Linked DNA regions of Mus musculus: region 2 is linked to region 1. The links are chromatin loops, found by intact Hi-C in ENCODE. Cell type or tissue: heart. All regions are shown on one strand.

The links. Hi-C counts contacts between places; a loop is a spot of excess contacts. Peaks named below come from ENCODE experiments on the same cell type or tissue, not always from the same donor. Only the 100,000 strongest peaks of a DNase experiment are listed, where the experiment ranks them.
Region 2: a loop joins it to region 1, with 2.7 times the contacts of the local background. A loop is called at or near these places in 1 of 42 quality-filtered maps.

Annotation. Positions count from the first base shown.
Region 1 is chr17:50,233,478-50,241,477 of GRCm38, reverse strand. It overlaps Gm41597 (a long non-coding RNA gene), which reads left to right and starts at 4,703. Exons shown (of 2, transcript XR_876869.1): 1 at 4,703-5,129; 2 at 6,200-7,096. AY702103 (cDNA sequence AY702103) reads right to left here and starts at 2,270. Exons shown (of 2, transcript NR_131975.1): 1 at 1-2,270. In heart, a CTCF peak has its summit at 3,961; a DNase peak (open chromatin) is centred at 3,967; H3K27me3 peaks cover 1,470 bases.
Region 2 is chr17:50,049,873-50,057,872 of GRCm38, reverse strand. Rftn1 (raftlin lipid raft linker 1) reads left to right here. Exons shown (of 10, transcript NM_181397.2): 5 at 2,246-2,636. Among named protein-coding and RNA genes, the nearest start is that of Gm52302, 19 kb to the right of the region's middle. In heart, no CTCF peak of the experiment used is centred here; DNase peaks (open chromatin) are centred at 2,952, 4,942 and 7,232.

The sequences.
Region 1 (8,000 bases):
GCAGGTCTCATCTCTGTCAGGAAAATATGTCCTGCCTGGGACATGGACAGTCCAATGTGTGGAAATGGAAAGTCAAAGGCTCCTGGGGTCTGGGAGTCTTGTCAACATTCCCTGCTCTTGACAAGAAAGAACACCTGTCTTGGAAAGATAATTTTCTGGTAGAGAACACAGTCTTGAAGCTAGATCCTGAGGACCTGGAGGCAGGGATATCTGCAGCCAGCAGGACCTTGGAGGCACCGTCTTGAAAGAACATGCCAGTGGTACAGTCCTACCACTGACATCGGTAGCCGAGTCACAGTGAGATGTGTTCAGGCATAAGTCTTCTGGATCCTGGAAAATAGTCGTGGAAGGGGAATATCTTTTGCTGGTCTGCAGTGATTCTAAATCGCTCAGCTGCCCCTTGTTAAGTTTGAGAGCTTGCCATCTCCCTGGCTTCCATGTTGAGTGCCTAGTCACAGGGCTCCTGCTCCTCCTCTGCCTCCTCCAGTCCCCATACCTCTAGTACTTGGTAACTGGGGTGCCACACTGATCTCCCAAACTGACAGCCCGTGGTAGAGATCTCCAAAGGCCACACCCTTACTCTCCTGGGGCTCATACCTATCCTTGACTAGGTTTGAACCTGGCTCTGGGTTGCCTGTCCAAGATCCAAGAGCCTTATCACTGGGCCAGTCTCTGCCCACAATGCAGTGTGTGGTGCATAGGGAAGTCACATTGTCCTTCTAAACACTTTGGGTGCCTCAGATGGCCAATTGTTGTCATTAGATGGACTCCCTCTCAGGAATTTGAGCTGGCGGGTAGAGGGAGCAGTCTGCATATACTAGAAGCCATTTTTGTCCTCACTTCCTCTTCTGAACTTTTCTGAAAAAGCTCTCCCAGGAAATCATCTCTAGAATCCCAGCAGGTCGGAGAGGGAGTCAGAGGCTGTGGGAAATGGCAAAGCTACAGACCTGTTTGTGTTGGAAAGATGTAGGATTTTGAGGTCTCTGAGAAGCAAGCTCCATCTTTTTGCCTCACCCAAAAGGCATCTTCTTGTAGGAATGAAGGCCCATTGGGAAATATTCTTGCAGGTGGCCCCATCATTCAAGGATCACTGCTTCTGAGCTTCCATATTTGTCTCTGGGTTTTCAGAACTTGTCTCTGAGTTTTCAGGCAGGACCACTGTGTGGTCCACAGCAATTCCTTGACAAGTGCCCACAGGCACCTTAATGGCATTGTAATGGCTCCACTTGCTGCTTGAGTGGTTTTCAGTATACCCTCTAGCTGCTGTTTTCCTGGGGAGACTAGCTGGGGACTTGGTGAGTCACTTCTTGGCTGTCTGACATAGCAACTGTCCACCCGTGTCTCGGAGACAGCCTCTAGATCTTTGCCCAGGGAACCCTCTGGGATCCTGTACAGATCTCTCAGAGATCTTCCTGCAATGTTTGTCAGATCCTTGCAAAGGTCCTTCCAAATCTGGAATATGGCTGGACCCATTGATGAGACAGGCGCTCCTGTGGAGGCTCCTGGGTGGCTTTTATCTGCCAGTGTTGAGGAAGATGGAGCTTCAGGATTAACTTCTGCATGACCCATCTCTGGGAGTTGGTTCTCAGACTTTACCAGATGATATCTGGATCTTGTAGGGCCAGTGGCCCTGGTTGTTGGCCTTTGTGCTTGGATGAGAAGGTGTTCAGGGCCTTGGAACTCAGGAACCATCCAGCTCTGAGGTGTGACAGTGTCCCAAGGGAAGGGTTTCTGGAGACACGGGGGCCCAGGAACCACACATCTTTGAGAGGAAGTCTCCTTCCTCATTGGAGGCTTCCCAGCTCCAGGGAAGGATGTCCCCAGCTGAGCTCAGGAGCCTCAAGCCTACTCCTTCTCTTCCTTTCTTGTCTTCATTGCTTCTTGTCTTCTTCCAATGAGAGAAGAACATGACAGCAGAGCTCATGAAAGGCATTCATTGGTGTGTCCACAGTATGGAAGAATGCATCCTGGAATATTAGTGCCTATGGTTTCAGGAGAGTGCAGAGAGCACTTGCTAATTGGACAAAGTCCAGTGCTTGTATAGGTGTTCTTAGGGCATGGACCTTTCTAGAGTAAGATTTCCAGAGTGAGGATGGCTGGCATCTCAATTTCTGAGCCTGAGGGAGCTCAGGGATTGGTGAGTTTACCTGTTCAGGGATTGGTGGGTTTTGATGTCCAGGGATAGGTGAGTTTCTGTGGGAAGTTCAGGGTTTGGTGGATTTTCCTATTCAGGAATTGGTGGCTTTTATTCAGGCTTTTCACCTAGAATTAGCATAACGTGGGTGGGGCCTGTTGACATGCTGGAGATGACCCTTCTGACAGTTATGACAGTTAGTGGGGTTCTGGGGGAGGGGCCTGGCTGCTGGAGAGCCTCAGTCTCAGCCAGGACCATTTTCTGAGTTGAGGTTTACAAACTTTATAAAGTGTACAGAGTTTACAAAATATATAGAGTTTGCAAAGGGAGTCCAGGGCAGGAAAGCCATTCCTGGCACTTGAGTGGCCTGCATATCTAACCCAGGTGTTGTCATGAACCCCTTTTTAAAGTGTTGTTCCAGCTGCTCTCAGAGCTCTGGGTAATCTTGACAACATTCCCTTCTCTTGACAAGAAAGAACACCTGTCCTGGAAAGATGATTTGCTGGTAGAGGACACAGTCTTGAAGCTAGATTCTGAGGACCTGGAGGCAGGGATATCTGCAGCCAGCAGGACCTTGGAGGCACCGTCTTGAACAAACACACTAGTGGTACAGTCCTACCACTGACATTGGTAGCTGAGTCACAGTGAGCTGTGCACAGACCTACATCTTCTAGATCCTGGAGAATCGTTCTAGAATTGGACTACCCTTTGCAGGAAGTCTAAATCTCTCAGATGTCCCTTGCTAATTTGAGAGCTTGCCATCTCCCTGGCTTCCATGTTGAGTGCCCAGTCACAGGGCTCCTGCTGCTTTGCTTCCTCCAGTCCCCAGTACCTCTACTACTTGGTGACTGGGATACCATGCTGCTCTCCCAAACTGACAGCCCACGGCAGAGATCTCCAAAGGCCACACCCTCTCGCTCCTGGGTCTTATACACACCCTTGGCTTTGGCAAACAGGACGATGAGACCACATTTGCTGGCAATTGGCAGCTGAAGGACGACACCCTGAAAGAAGATGTGTTGTCTGTTCCACCACGGTCCCCACAGTTCCACATCATCTCTCCAGCTTTAAGGAGACCCCACCTTCCCTGCTGTGGCTTTCCAAAGCATCCAGAAGCACGCTTGCCGGCCCAGGAGTGTCCCAAATGGTGGGATAAAGTAGAGGAAGCATTTTAGCGCTTCTTACTGCTACATCAGTAATTCTTGACACCCAACCCCCTTTCAGATTCTCTCTTCCTCCTCCCTCTCAGCAACACACAAGGAAGGCGTGTGTCTCAGCTGGCAGGCTGCTTGCACAATACACACCGGAAGCTCTGGGTTCCACCCCAGCACCTTGTACAGAAGAGTGTGGTGGAGCACACCTATGTGGTCCCAGTCCTGGAGGCAGAAGGGTCAGAAGTTCAAGGTCAGTTTCAGCTATACAAGGATTTCAAAGTCAGCCTGGGTTACTAAGATCCTACCTTTAAAAAAAAATCAAATAAAAAAATACATGACAGTCACGATGGTTCACAGGGTGACCATGCTTGCCTCAAGTCAAGTGACCTGATCTCTGGGACCCAAGTGGGGGAAGGGGAGAACCAACTCTAACAAGGCGTCTTCTAACATCCACGAGTTGTCCTACACACACACACACACACACACACACACACACACACAGCGGATGTTTAAAAGTAAAGCATTAGAAATTCCATTTAGCGGAGGAGTCTGCCTTTGAGAGTGGGTGACCCTTCAGCACCAGGTTAGCATCCTACAACTTGAGGCTGGTATCTCACTCATCCCGCAGGAGGCAGCCCGGGAGGATGCAACAACGCTGTGTAATCTACCTCATCCCCGTTAGGTGGCGCCGTAAGCCAACAAAGCTGCCCAGCTCAAGCCAACAAAGATGTCCAGGACAATGCCTCTGAAAATCGGTTTTCTTCCATTATTACAGGCTTTTTAGTCAAAATGGTTCCCTCGCCTTTCTTTGCTTCTTTCTTCTTTATCAGAAAGGGTCTTTCAGTGTGAAATACAGCGTGGGTTTGGTGCCAGGTGGAAAAGGAAATGTGTCTTAATCCCTCGCCTCGGAAGAAAAAGTGTTTGTTCATCACAATTGACATCTGGTCAATTTTCAATTAAGTAAGCAAGCAATAATAATGACGCGATGCTTCATTTGCTCCAGAAGCCAGGCAGGCACCAATCAGCTGCTCTATCCAAGGAGGAATTAAACAGGCACCCCCAGCCCCTGCTCTACCCAAAGCCCCAGCCGCAGACAAGCAGAGAAGGCCGGAGGACACATTCAGGGAGCAAAGGTTTCTGCTTCAAATTCAAGCAAATTGGCTGGGCACAGCAGGGAGGACAGCTCTGACAGCTCCATTGTGTCAGCCTCTGGCCTGAGACTGAAGGAGGCCAGGCTTGTCCCCATCAGCCCTAGGGTTCTGCCATGGATGGAAAGGAGTGAGGTGCTTGGTGCCAGAGACTAGAGTTTTAACCACCTGGATGCTCTGTACAAAGCTATTCTTAACTCAAAATGCATTAAAATAAAAAAATAAAATAAAATAAAACAACTTTGTTTCCCACTGGCAAGGAATATTGAACCAATCTTTACAGTGTTGCCGCTTGCAATCTATTCATGCCTGGTTATTACAGAAAATGAGAACACACAGCTTGAGTAGAGACCACCAAGTGTGAAAGGGAAGGCTGGCCAGCAAAGCCAGACGACCCAGCTGTCCGATGTGCTTGTGACGTTGTGATCTCTGGAGACACAGACATTGGCAGATAGGCCTTCAGTCCCCAACCCATCCTGACGCCTAGAGAAAGCCTAGGTAGTGAGGGCCGTAACCTCGGGGGATGGCTCAGAGTGTCCATCCTTTCTCCAGCCTGCCCCAGAACTTAAGCTGAGCCTTCTGCACACACTGGAGAGCGGGCTTGAGTGTGTGGAAGGGACGGACTACACTCTGAGACACTCAGTAACTAGCATCCCAACTTCTCTTCCTGGCCTTGGATGCTGGCGGCCAAAGGTATTTATCTTGGCAGAATGGCTGTCTGCAGCCTGGCACTAGACTGCCCCAGGCATAGGATGCACTAATGTTCATTGTATGGTGGGGACTTCTCTGTCACTGTATCCCATGTGCATCAGGGACATGGTCTGAGACTACTGAGTCAGCCCACGTGGCTGTCCTGTGCCCCAGGATTCAGAAAGCTCCCATGGGGCAGCTCCTGGTCTCAGGCTTCTTCTGCACTGGCTGCTTTGGTGGCCTGGGGCCGGGGGCGGCTGGGCTGGGCTGGGCTGGGCTGGGCTGGGCTGGGCTGGGCTGGGCTGGGCTGGGCGTAAACTCTCCTTTGATCAGGCTGGTTGGTGTTATAGCTTGTTGCTGTTAGCTTAGACTTCTGTTTATCACAGGACAGAAAAGATGCTCACACCTCTCTCTCTCTCTCTCTCTCTCTCTCTCTCTCTCTCTCTCTCTCACTCAGGAGTCATCTTCACCTTCTGAAATATAGTCTCTCTCATTTCAATGTTCTCTTCCTTCTGTCATAGAACATACTAATTGGTTGAATGTGCAATGGAGATGCATACATCTTTTGTTTGTAAGTTGAAAGCACCCTTCTGGCTTCCAAAGCATGTTTTATTTATTAAAGAATAGTCAGAAATTTAAAGCCAGTGGGATTATAAAATTAGACCCTTTCTTAGAACAAAACAAAAACAAAGACTTGTCAGGAAACACAAGGACCAGAGGAAGCTGGGGGTGGGGGGCACGGGGGTGGAGGTCAGGTGAGGCCAGGAGGGAGTTCTTAAAATCCCAGATGCCCAAAGGAAAACAGAGCTTTTTTTGTTTTTGTTTTTGTTTTTTTGTTTTGTTTTGTTTCATGTTGCGAAGTATGATCTTTACAAATTTGGTAGCATGCACATCACTTTTTATTCCTATATCATTTTCCTCTGAATAAATAAAAACTATTTCCCCCTCTCTCTTTTCTTTCCTTCCTTCCTTCCTTCCTTCCTCCCTCCCTCCCTCCCTCCCTCCCTTCTCTCTCTCTCTCTCTCTCTCTCTCTCTCTCTCTCTCTCTCTCTCTTTCTTTTCTTTCTTTCCAGGGTCTCACTTATAGCCTTGCTGCGAACACCAGGCTGGCTTGGAACTCACAGAGATCACCATCCTCTGCTTCCAGATTGCCTCTGCTTCTACAGGCCTGTGCTACCATGCCCTGCTTTGGGAAATGCACTGCAGTACCACTGTTCAATGGCTACGGGATGCTATCCCGTTCTGTGACCACAGAATTACATTTCTTCAATCTGTATTTGTTCAAATCACAAACACCCACACAACTTTCGCCTGTATACTTCATTTTCTTCAGACAAATTTTCAAATATGAAATCTCTATATTGACACCCAGGAACAAACAGACTTTAATACCTGTTGCCAAGGCCCCACCTAGAAAAGTTCTACCAAATTGGGGTGACAAGTGCCCATTTTCCTGAATTCTCCCAGAGTTTTATAACTTTTGATGCATTTTAATTTGATATCAACCATCATAGTTTATATTTTTAACCACTAAGAGAGTTATTGGTAAGTTTCTTCCTGTATTAGTTTTGGATAGTTTTATCGGGCTCAGTGCAATGCAGGGGACACCTGTCCCTTATGAAAGCGGGGCGTGACATCTGGCCAGCTATGTACATGGCGGCAGCAGCTGGGGTTATGGCTTGTTCAAATCTGAAGGATCAGGAAGCAGAGACCCCGGGCTGGAAATGGTGGCAGGTCTAATCTTTAGAGCCTACTTCTGGAAGCCTAGACCTATCAGCTGTGCCTTGCATTCAAAAGATTTCATGACCTCCCAAGGCACCACCAAGAACCAGACCTATAACCCTGTATAGTGTGATGTTTCACTTTAAACCTCAACATTGTTCTTGTAATAGTTTTCTGTTCATGAATTTGTTTTATCTTTTTGTATTGATATCATTATGTTACTATTGGTTTAAAATGCTCTTTATGCATTTTGGATATTGTCTTATTCTGTTTTCTGTTGGTACAACAAACTATGAGACCAAGCAATTTAGAAAGAATAGTTTCTTTGGCTTATGGTTTTGGAAGCTGAGAGAAGCTCAAGAGAGCAGTGTGAGCCTCTCCTCACTGTCTGGTGGGCAGCAGGCCTTTCTGCTGCATCTCGGCCTGGCAGACAGCGGCGAACACTCGGTGAGTGCAGGTCTCAGGGTCTTCTTCCCACAGAGTCCAATACCATCGTGGAGTCCTCTCCTCACCTCCAACTTCACCATAGTTGCCATGGCAGGCCCACTTCAAATATGGCTGGCACATGACCAGAGACTGAAGCTCCAGTCAGAACTGGAGGACATGTTTGAGTCACATAAGATATTAACTATTGTCATTATATATACTAAAGCTTTCTCCATTTTTTGACTCCAATTTTGTTTTTTTAAATAAATATATTTAATAAGTGAAGATATTAATTATTAAAAGAAAATAGTAGAAATAACACCCAATGTTCCATATCGCCAGTCAAATGGAATCAAAAAGAGCATATTTTTGAATCATGCCATTAACAAAATAGAAAAATTGTAATAGATTTTGACAATTCAAGTAAACATGACAAGTTAATGTATATAATACAGAGAGTTTCTCATAGCTCCATTTTGCACACATTTTCAATTTTCTTAAGCAGAATTTTCGTTCTAAATTTTTGAATGTAGCAATGATTTTCTGTTCATTTCTGTCTTTGGAGTCACATTTTTCCATACTCCGTTTTGATAAATATTTACTTGTATTTTGTTGAGTCTGCTCTTTGAGTTTGTCACTTTTGCCTCAAACCCACGTGTTCCCTGTTTTCAGCACATGTTGCTTCCCACGAGCTCACCCTATGCAGTCGATCAGTCCAATCTTTCC
Region 2 (8,000 bases), 180 kb after region 1:
TGTGCGTGTGTGTGTGCGTGTGTATGTGTGTGTTTACTGAGGGGGTTCTTTCCAGAACAGCTAACACTGCAGTTGTGGGTAACACCACTGGATTGGCTGGGGACCTGGGTAGAATAGGGGGAGTGAAGAAATGTAAGAAGGGCAGGTGTTCCTTCTGTGTCTCTCTGTCTCTGTCTCTGTCTCTCAGCTAGTGAGGAGAGCTGCTCTACACTTACACTCCTGTCTCTGTCTCTGTCTTTGTCTCTCTGTCTCTCAGCTAGGGACGAGAGCTACTCTACACTCTACACTCACCCTGTCTGAAACCCCAGAATGTGACAGCCAAGATGAAGTTGTCTTTCTTCCTGAGGTTTTTGCTCATAGTAACAGAAAGCTAACAGCCGAGCGTGCAGGGCGGGTGTGCACAGATTTAACATCCTGAGAGGCTCCGACTCTGTCTCAAGTCTGCTTCTGCCCAAGCCTGGCTGTGAACTGTAACTCCCCACTGCGAGCTTACAACTCCCCCCCAACCCCCCAGGCCTCACCTAAAATGGAGACAATGATACACAGAACACGATGTAAATGTCAGCACAGCGCCCAGACCATAGTGGGTGCATAGTAGGTCTACTATTGCTAGTCTTGCTTTCATTAAAATAAAAGACTTGGGTACATCTGCAACTGGTGTAGATTTTGTGTTCTGGAATATTCTGTGTGGAACCAAGATGACACAGTTTAACTAACATAGGATAGTTGGTGTGAGGAGGGCCGCAGAGGTCACTTCTCCAGTAGCTCCATGCTGGTACTTCTTGCTGATTCCTGATCATAGCTGAGCACTGCAGAAGCCTTGAGGGCTCCTGAGATCATGCACTTAGCAGTCAGAGACTAAGATTTCTGTGACTTTCCTCCTTGCTCATTGGTCCCAGGGCTTGAGCATCCTTGCCGGGGAAATCTCCGGAAGACCACCTCCTACTTTCGGCTGATTTGATTGGATTCATTATGCGATTACTTCTAATTATTCTTTCAGTGTCCTTCCTACTAAATTCAACTGCCTGGGGCTGGTTTCATGGAGTGCTCATGTGTCACAAGATACCTTGTAGAAAGATGGTCACGTTCCTCTTCTGAGCTCAGGGAGTGAGAGGGTATAGCTTCCGGTTCCTTGCGTGAGATGATATGTACCATGGACTGGGGATCGAAGGGCTCAGTATTAGCTGTGGGTCAGGGTTGGGTGCTCCGAGGGTACCATGGCTTCCCTCAGGCCTAAGGGCAGGCAGCACGGGGAAGGATGCCCATCAGATTCCCCACCTAGGCCCTCTGCCTAAAGTGCTGCCTTCAAAAGGGGGCTCTTGGGATCATGTGCTGCCACCCAGCAGTGAGGGCTTGTGGGGCAGCTGTGCTGAGTTTGTACTCTAGCCTCCTGGGATGGTGGAGGAGAAAAATTAAACTGTCACCATGAGAACTTCCTTCTTCAAATTCTATTTGAGCTTATTCTGTCAGATCCTTTGTCCAGACTCATGAAAAATGAGATTAGAACATTGAGGGAGCTGCTCAACCAGTAAAGCGCGTTCCACAAACACAGGAGGACCTGAGTCAGGACCCCCAGAGCCCAAGTTAAAAACAGAACATATCAATGCATGCTGTAATCTACCGCTGGGCCCTGGAGCTGTGGCTCCCTAGAGCTCATTGGTCAGTCAGCCTAAACAAATAGATGAGTTTCATCGAGAGATTCTTTTTCAAAAATAAAGGTGGAAAGCGATCAAGGACAGATACTTCATATTGGCCTCTGGTGTCCATACTCAAGTGCATACATAGGCATTGTACACACTCACCAAAGAGGAAAAAAGGAAAAAAAAAAGACATTATGGCACCGAGGAAGCAGGCTCAGGGGGATCTGTAGTTCAAGGCAAGATGAGGCGTCACAGTGATATCTTGTCTCAAAAATTATATAAACAACAACAGTAAAGAGGCAGCTAAGTAGTAAAACTGCTGCTATTGCAGAGGCCTGAGTTCAGATCTCAGCATCTGTGTCAGGCAGCTCATAAATGGGTGTAGCATGGCATAGACACACACACACACACACACACACAAACACACACACACACACACACGAGAGAGAGACTCTTCAATAAATAACCAAATGCTTAAGTGTTTTCAACAGTGAGACCCACCCTTTAGGCCTCCGCAGCTTGTGCTGACACTGGGAATCCACAGTGGTCTCAGTGCCTAGCTGTGTCCCATTTACAAAATCCCCTTTGTCTCCTTTGTCTCCCAGGTGCAGGAGGCCGCCAGTCAGGGCTTGAAGTTTGTTAGCGTGGTGCCCCAGTACCAGCCCTCGGTGAGCTCAGCAGGCAGCCGGCGTCTCAAGCCTGTTGCCAACAGTGTTGAAGATGCCAGGGATGTGAAATGCACCTTAGGGGACCGTTCATCCTTGGAAAATGATACTCCGAAGGCTGCAGAGACGGATGCTGCCACTGCAGGAGTGAACCGAAGACCGGAGACCAAACCAGGATCCACAGGGGACGTGCCCAGTGCCCAGCAGCCTGGCATTCCCTCTCCCTCGGCAGAGAATGAGGCTGGCGAGTTTCCACTGCGGGGTTTGCAGCCAGCACTGGATAGATCAGAGGGCGACCCCTCAAATGGGCCTGAAGAGCTGCCCTCCAGGAGTAAGTGTTCAATGCCAGGAGTTCTGACCTGCTTAAAGAGAGGTTTTTTTAGTATTCCCCAGGGCCTCTTAGGGAAAAGGAAATGAAATTAGTATGAAGACACAGTAGACAAGAGAAAGTTTATCAAGTAGCTGTCTGGGCTACACAGCTGTTTACCAACTGCAGCTGTGGACCATGTTGAGTGAACAGAGCCCAGTGAAACTGACTTGCGAGGACTCCAAAAGTGGCTTCTAGACGAAATAGTCTCAGTCAGTGTTCCCGGATGGCCAGGACCTTCTCCACCCTCACACCCATACAGAGAATGTGAACCACTCTCCAGTGAGCTTGGGCGTTCTGCTTCTGAGTGTCTGCCTAAACAAGGGAGTGAGAAAGCAGGGAGGAGGGCGTACCACGCAAGAGAGTAATGGCTCTGCTTGCTCGGATGGAAGCATTCTGAATGCAAGAAGCACATACAGTTGACAGATGGGCACCATGGAGAAAATGCTTTGTCACCACTGTGGGTCTTCTCTGTCAGTGCTAATGACTTGATGATGTCATGTAGCAACCCACCCATAACAGACAGCAGTTATTATACTTCCCAGTTACCAGACTCTGCCATCCTTTAAAGGGGCCATCGCTCTATTCTCTACGCACTCTTATGAGTGAGCTCTCTTACCACTTCCGGGCTGGGAGCTGGCACCCCTGGCATAGGACGGCAGGTAGGGTTGACACCACCCATGCCTCCACTCTACTTGGCTTTTCCAGTGTAATAGAATGAAAAGATTTCCTGAAGCCTTCTGTAACTCTCATAGTCTCCTTTTCTCTACTTTTGCCTGGAAATCCCATCCATTGTGTGGGTCCTTATGTTAGCAGTGGGGCCCTCTCTGGCTTTAGGAAGGTGACCATAAGTTGCCTGACAATAGAATACCCACAGAGTTGCCTTAGTGTATTTGTTTAGACCTTTCTATACCATGTCCCCAGTCACCATTTCTACTCTGTATTAGCTAAAAACACTTGAAATTGACCTCTTGCAAGTGATTTGGCTGCTTGAGAATAGGGGCAGTGAGTTGATTTTATTTTGTTTATTTATTTTTTGCTAAGTCAGCACTTCTTGAGGAAAAAAAGATGGGATGGTCAGATCTGAGATCTAATGGCAGGGTTTCCCTGAAAGGACTGCCTCAATTCTGAAATACAGTAGAGCTATCATTTATTCAAGACCTTGATCTTTGGTTTAGAGATACTGGTAGGGTTTTTTTCACTTCGCTGAGGTAGACTACTGTCTCACCTTGATGGTGGCTTGGGTTTAGATCTGGTGTGAGGGTCTGACAAGCTCCATCGTGAGGCTGGGGGGCTGAGCATACTAAATTCTGAGAGGGAGGGCGACTGTAGAGCCATGTGGAAGATGAGGGTCCAGGTCAGGCATGAAACCCGGGAGGGAGGCATAGCAGCCATGGGAGACAGGCAGCACCATGGAGAGAAAACCCATGTCTGTGTGCACCTTCTAGCTAGGTGGTCGTCTTGTCCAGATACATGCCACTAACATCCCCATGGGAGCTCTTATTCAGGGCCCTGGCTGCACAGTGCTACCCCTCACAGAATCCTTTTAAGAAGAAATGAGACAGTTGATCCCAAGAGTCTATCAGGAGTGTGGAGACTGTGTTCCAGAACCCACCTTTCTCCTAGACCTTGAGAAGGTTCACTTTCTGGGTTTGACCTTTAACCCTTTCCTAGAACCCTTCCCAGATGTCCAGTGCCCTATTTCTGCTCTAGGGCTCCTTGACTCTCTCTCTCTCCATTGCCCAGGTTCTACTATGGCTGAAGATTGACACCAAACCCTCCTGTAATGCCCAGAGCACTTAGGCCTGCAGTCTCCATTTCCTGGGGTCCTTGTCCTTTTCTGCAAATTCAAATCCTTTGGTCACTGGTGGGTTAATGTGTCACGGAGGCCTCAGTCCAACAGTGCGTGGGAAGGGGGTTTCCAGCTGGAGACAGGCCAGGGGCTTGAGCCACACAGCCCATTTTAGTCCTCCCAAGTAGACAGCTCGTGCTCTCTCTCTCACTCTCTCTCTCTCCCTCTCTCCCTCTCTCCCTCTCTCCCTCTCTCTCTCTCTCTCTGTGCATATCAGCAGCCCCCACCCTGCCTTGCAAGCAATCACAGCACTCTCCTTCCATCTCCAGCCTTTTCAAATTAGTTGGTAGACACACGTTGCTAGTGGAGGGCCTTGGTCCAGTTTTCCCCAGGTGTTATCTCGATTACACTCACCACAACTATGACAGGAGATGCTACTGTGGCTCCCAGCTCACAGATAAGGACCGTTCCCTTCCTGAAGGCTGGACATTTAAGGACCCTGTCTCCACAGGTCAAAGCCCTTATCTGACCCCAGCTTCTCTCCTGAGCCTTTCCCTAGGGAGTTTAGCTTGTTTCCTTCTCTGGGGCGTCTGTTCACTGCCCTGCCCTGAAAAACACTCACAGGGCACCCAACCCCAGCCTCACCATCCCATACCCTGCTCAGCTGTCTGCTTGCCCCCTAAAGAGGTTGTAATGTTTAAGTCTCTTTCTGCAATCACAGCAAGACACTTTAAAAGGATTGCAGAAATTGCCTCCCTTGGGTAGGAAGCAGCTAGCAGTAGATCCAGTCAGGGACAGTTCACAGTGGTCTTAAAGGAGCTACAGGGAACATGGCTGGGCTGACCCATCCCTGCATTGTGGTGCTGATGTTAAAGGGAGAACAGGTGGGCTGACCCCATCCCTGCATCATGGTCCAGATGTTCAGAGAGAGAGCTGTTGGGCTGACCCCATTCCTGCACTGTGGTGCTAGTGTCAGCAGGGAGAGCAGGTGGACTGTCCCCATTCCTGCATGGCGGTCCAGGTATTATACCCTTCTGGATCTTCTTGTTCATTAATTGGGGACTTCTTGCCTGGGGACTTCCTGATGATATGAAGTCACTGTGAGATACACCCCAGTACCCCTTACAATACCTTTGATCAAGAAGCAAGAACCACTTGGGTGTGCTAGGCAGAGCAGGGGTGTTGTGCCAGGCAGTCAGATTTGAGGCCTGGGGTGGTTGTGCTGTGTATTTTTCTTCCCGGAGTTTATGGAGGTACTTAGACCTTGTCACTCTGCCTCCTCCACCTGAGCCACTTGGTGCGACGTCTCTAGGCTCCCACTGAGTCCATGAACAAATGTCCCCAACTATGGCTACCAGCATCTACTTTGTATTCTATTAAATTAACCTCTTACAAGAATGGGGCATGAGCCCAGAGTCTGAGAGGATTGAAAGATCCCAGGCTCTGCCACTCACTGTCAGGGATTCTGAGAGATACACCTGAACCTCCCGTGGAAGTTGAGAGCATCAGGTATCGTGGGAGGTCACACCTGGCTGAGGTACCTACATCTGGGTCTGCTGGGTTTGTCGTGAGCTGCCATGTCAGGTGGCCTCATGCTGGCTCAGAGATGTCCTGGGCTGGCACCATGCCTGTGACAAGTGAGAAGCCTTCCACAGGTTCAGGGATGTAGTGGACCTTCCCATCACTGCACCCGCAGCCCTGCCTTAATAGAAGACATTCATCTCAGTTCCCCCTGCCCATGTCTTGAGCAGCTTGCAGTCCCCACCCAGCTATGCCTGGCTCTCCAGGCTCAGCTGACTGCCCCAAGTCTGGCTTATGGTGCCCACAACTCAGACTCAGTTCTCGGTTCTGTTTCCTCTGAACCACAGCTCTCCTTGGACACTGAAATCCAGCCATCCCTGTGGCTCGTTCACAAGCTGCAGCTCTCTGATTCCATAAATGCAGACAAGCTTCTATCTACACTATAGCTCAGCTCAGGCCCACATGTGGCCTGAGAACAGCATACCTTTCCCTTGCCATGCTTGCCTGCATGGCATAGCCCGTCCCCAGCCCGGGTCTCCATGTTCTCCGTTTATCCTGCGCGTGTCAATCACAAACACATGAGACATTCACCGTGGTACAGGGACCTTGGAAGGCATAAGAGTTCCAAATGAAATGTGGCGAGGCCCCATGTCATGTCACAGGGCAGGACAAGAAGACAGTCTGGTACTCTTTGGCTGCTCTGCCAGCCTAGTCCTTCAGCCATTCTCACAAACAATGCCTTCCTTTGGGACTTTCCCACATCTGGAAATTGCTTCCAGCTGGGATCATAGTAGCTTATAGAACAACAGAGAACATTGAAACAAACCTGGGGCTCCTCGGAATCCTTGGTCCCTGCTCACACTCGAAATGTGTCGGAGTTTGGGGGACACGAGAGCATCGAAGCAAGTGGTTTTGGGGGTAGTTTCTCTTGGCTGGTGTCCCTGTGAGTGGATCTGACTAAAGGGTTGTGTGAGATCAGGCCTCTCCTGGTATCCCATCGCTGCTGATTCTTCTGTGGTTCTTCATCTGCCATTCTCCCTTCCTTCCTGAGAAATGTGCTTTTGTGTCAGGCTGCTGGGGAGGTTGGAGCCTGGAAAGCCTAGTTGCTGCCAGCCCTTCCTACCTTACCTAGCTGTCCTTCCCGCCCTCCTCCACCACAGCCTCTTCACTTCTCATTTCGGCCTTACTCATTCTCTGTTGCGTGACGCTTTCGGGAGACTGGTGCTTATTCTTACTGCACCCCGTGAGTGAAGATGGTCTTCTGTGTGTTCAAGTGCTACCAGCTGTGACCACGACCAAATTCCCACTTCCTTCTTCCAACGCAGCAGCTCTGAGCAATTGCTCCTGTTGCATTTGTGCCTAACTGTAACCGACTATAGGGCCATGTTCTGGACCAAACCTGTGGACAGCTCTGGCCAGGAGTGCTTCAGAAGTGACTTTCGGTCCAAGTGGATGGGTACCTCAGTTGTCTCGTCCTTAGTGGATGCAACTAAGGTGACATTGTCCCAGTGGACCTGTGTCCCTGATGAGGCACAGCTGCCCTGTGGTAACTGCTCACTAACATTGCATCTCCTCATTTCTATCCCTGCTCGCTCTGTCTTCCCAGCATCATCTCTTGTTCTGTAGACACTGCAGATTATTCTATGATAGCCATGATTTTGGTTTGAGTGGGTGAGTTTATTAAGTGTGCAGCAAGAATAAACAGCAAATAGATGATAGGTAAGTAAGTAGGTACAGAGACAGACAGACAGACAACAAAATGTCATTAATCCAGGTACTTAAAACATCAACAGAAATTGGTGGAGGAAGTTGAGGCAGGCAGGCAGAATTCCAGCTGAGCTTCCTGTCCACAGATTAGCTTCCCACGGCTGGACTGGCTCCTCATCCCTGCTGTGGGCACATTCCTATCACAGGATATGCAATAGTAACGTCTGTTGATAAAAGCTGGCATCTGCCTCTTCTCAAAGGACAATGTTTCCCTCTCCAGCCTTATGGCTGTTCTTTCCTCCATCACA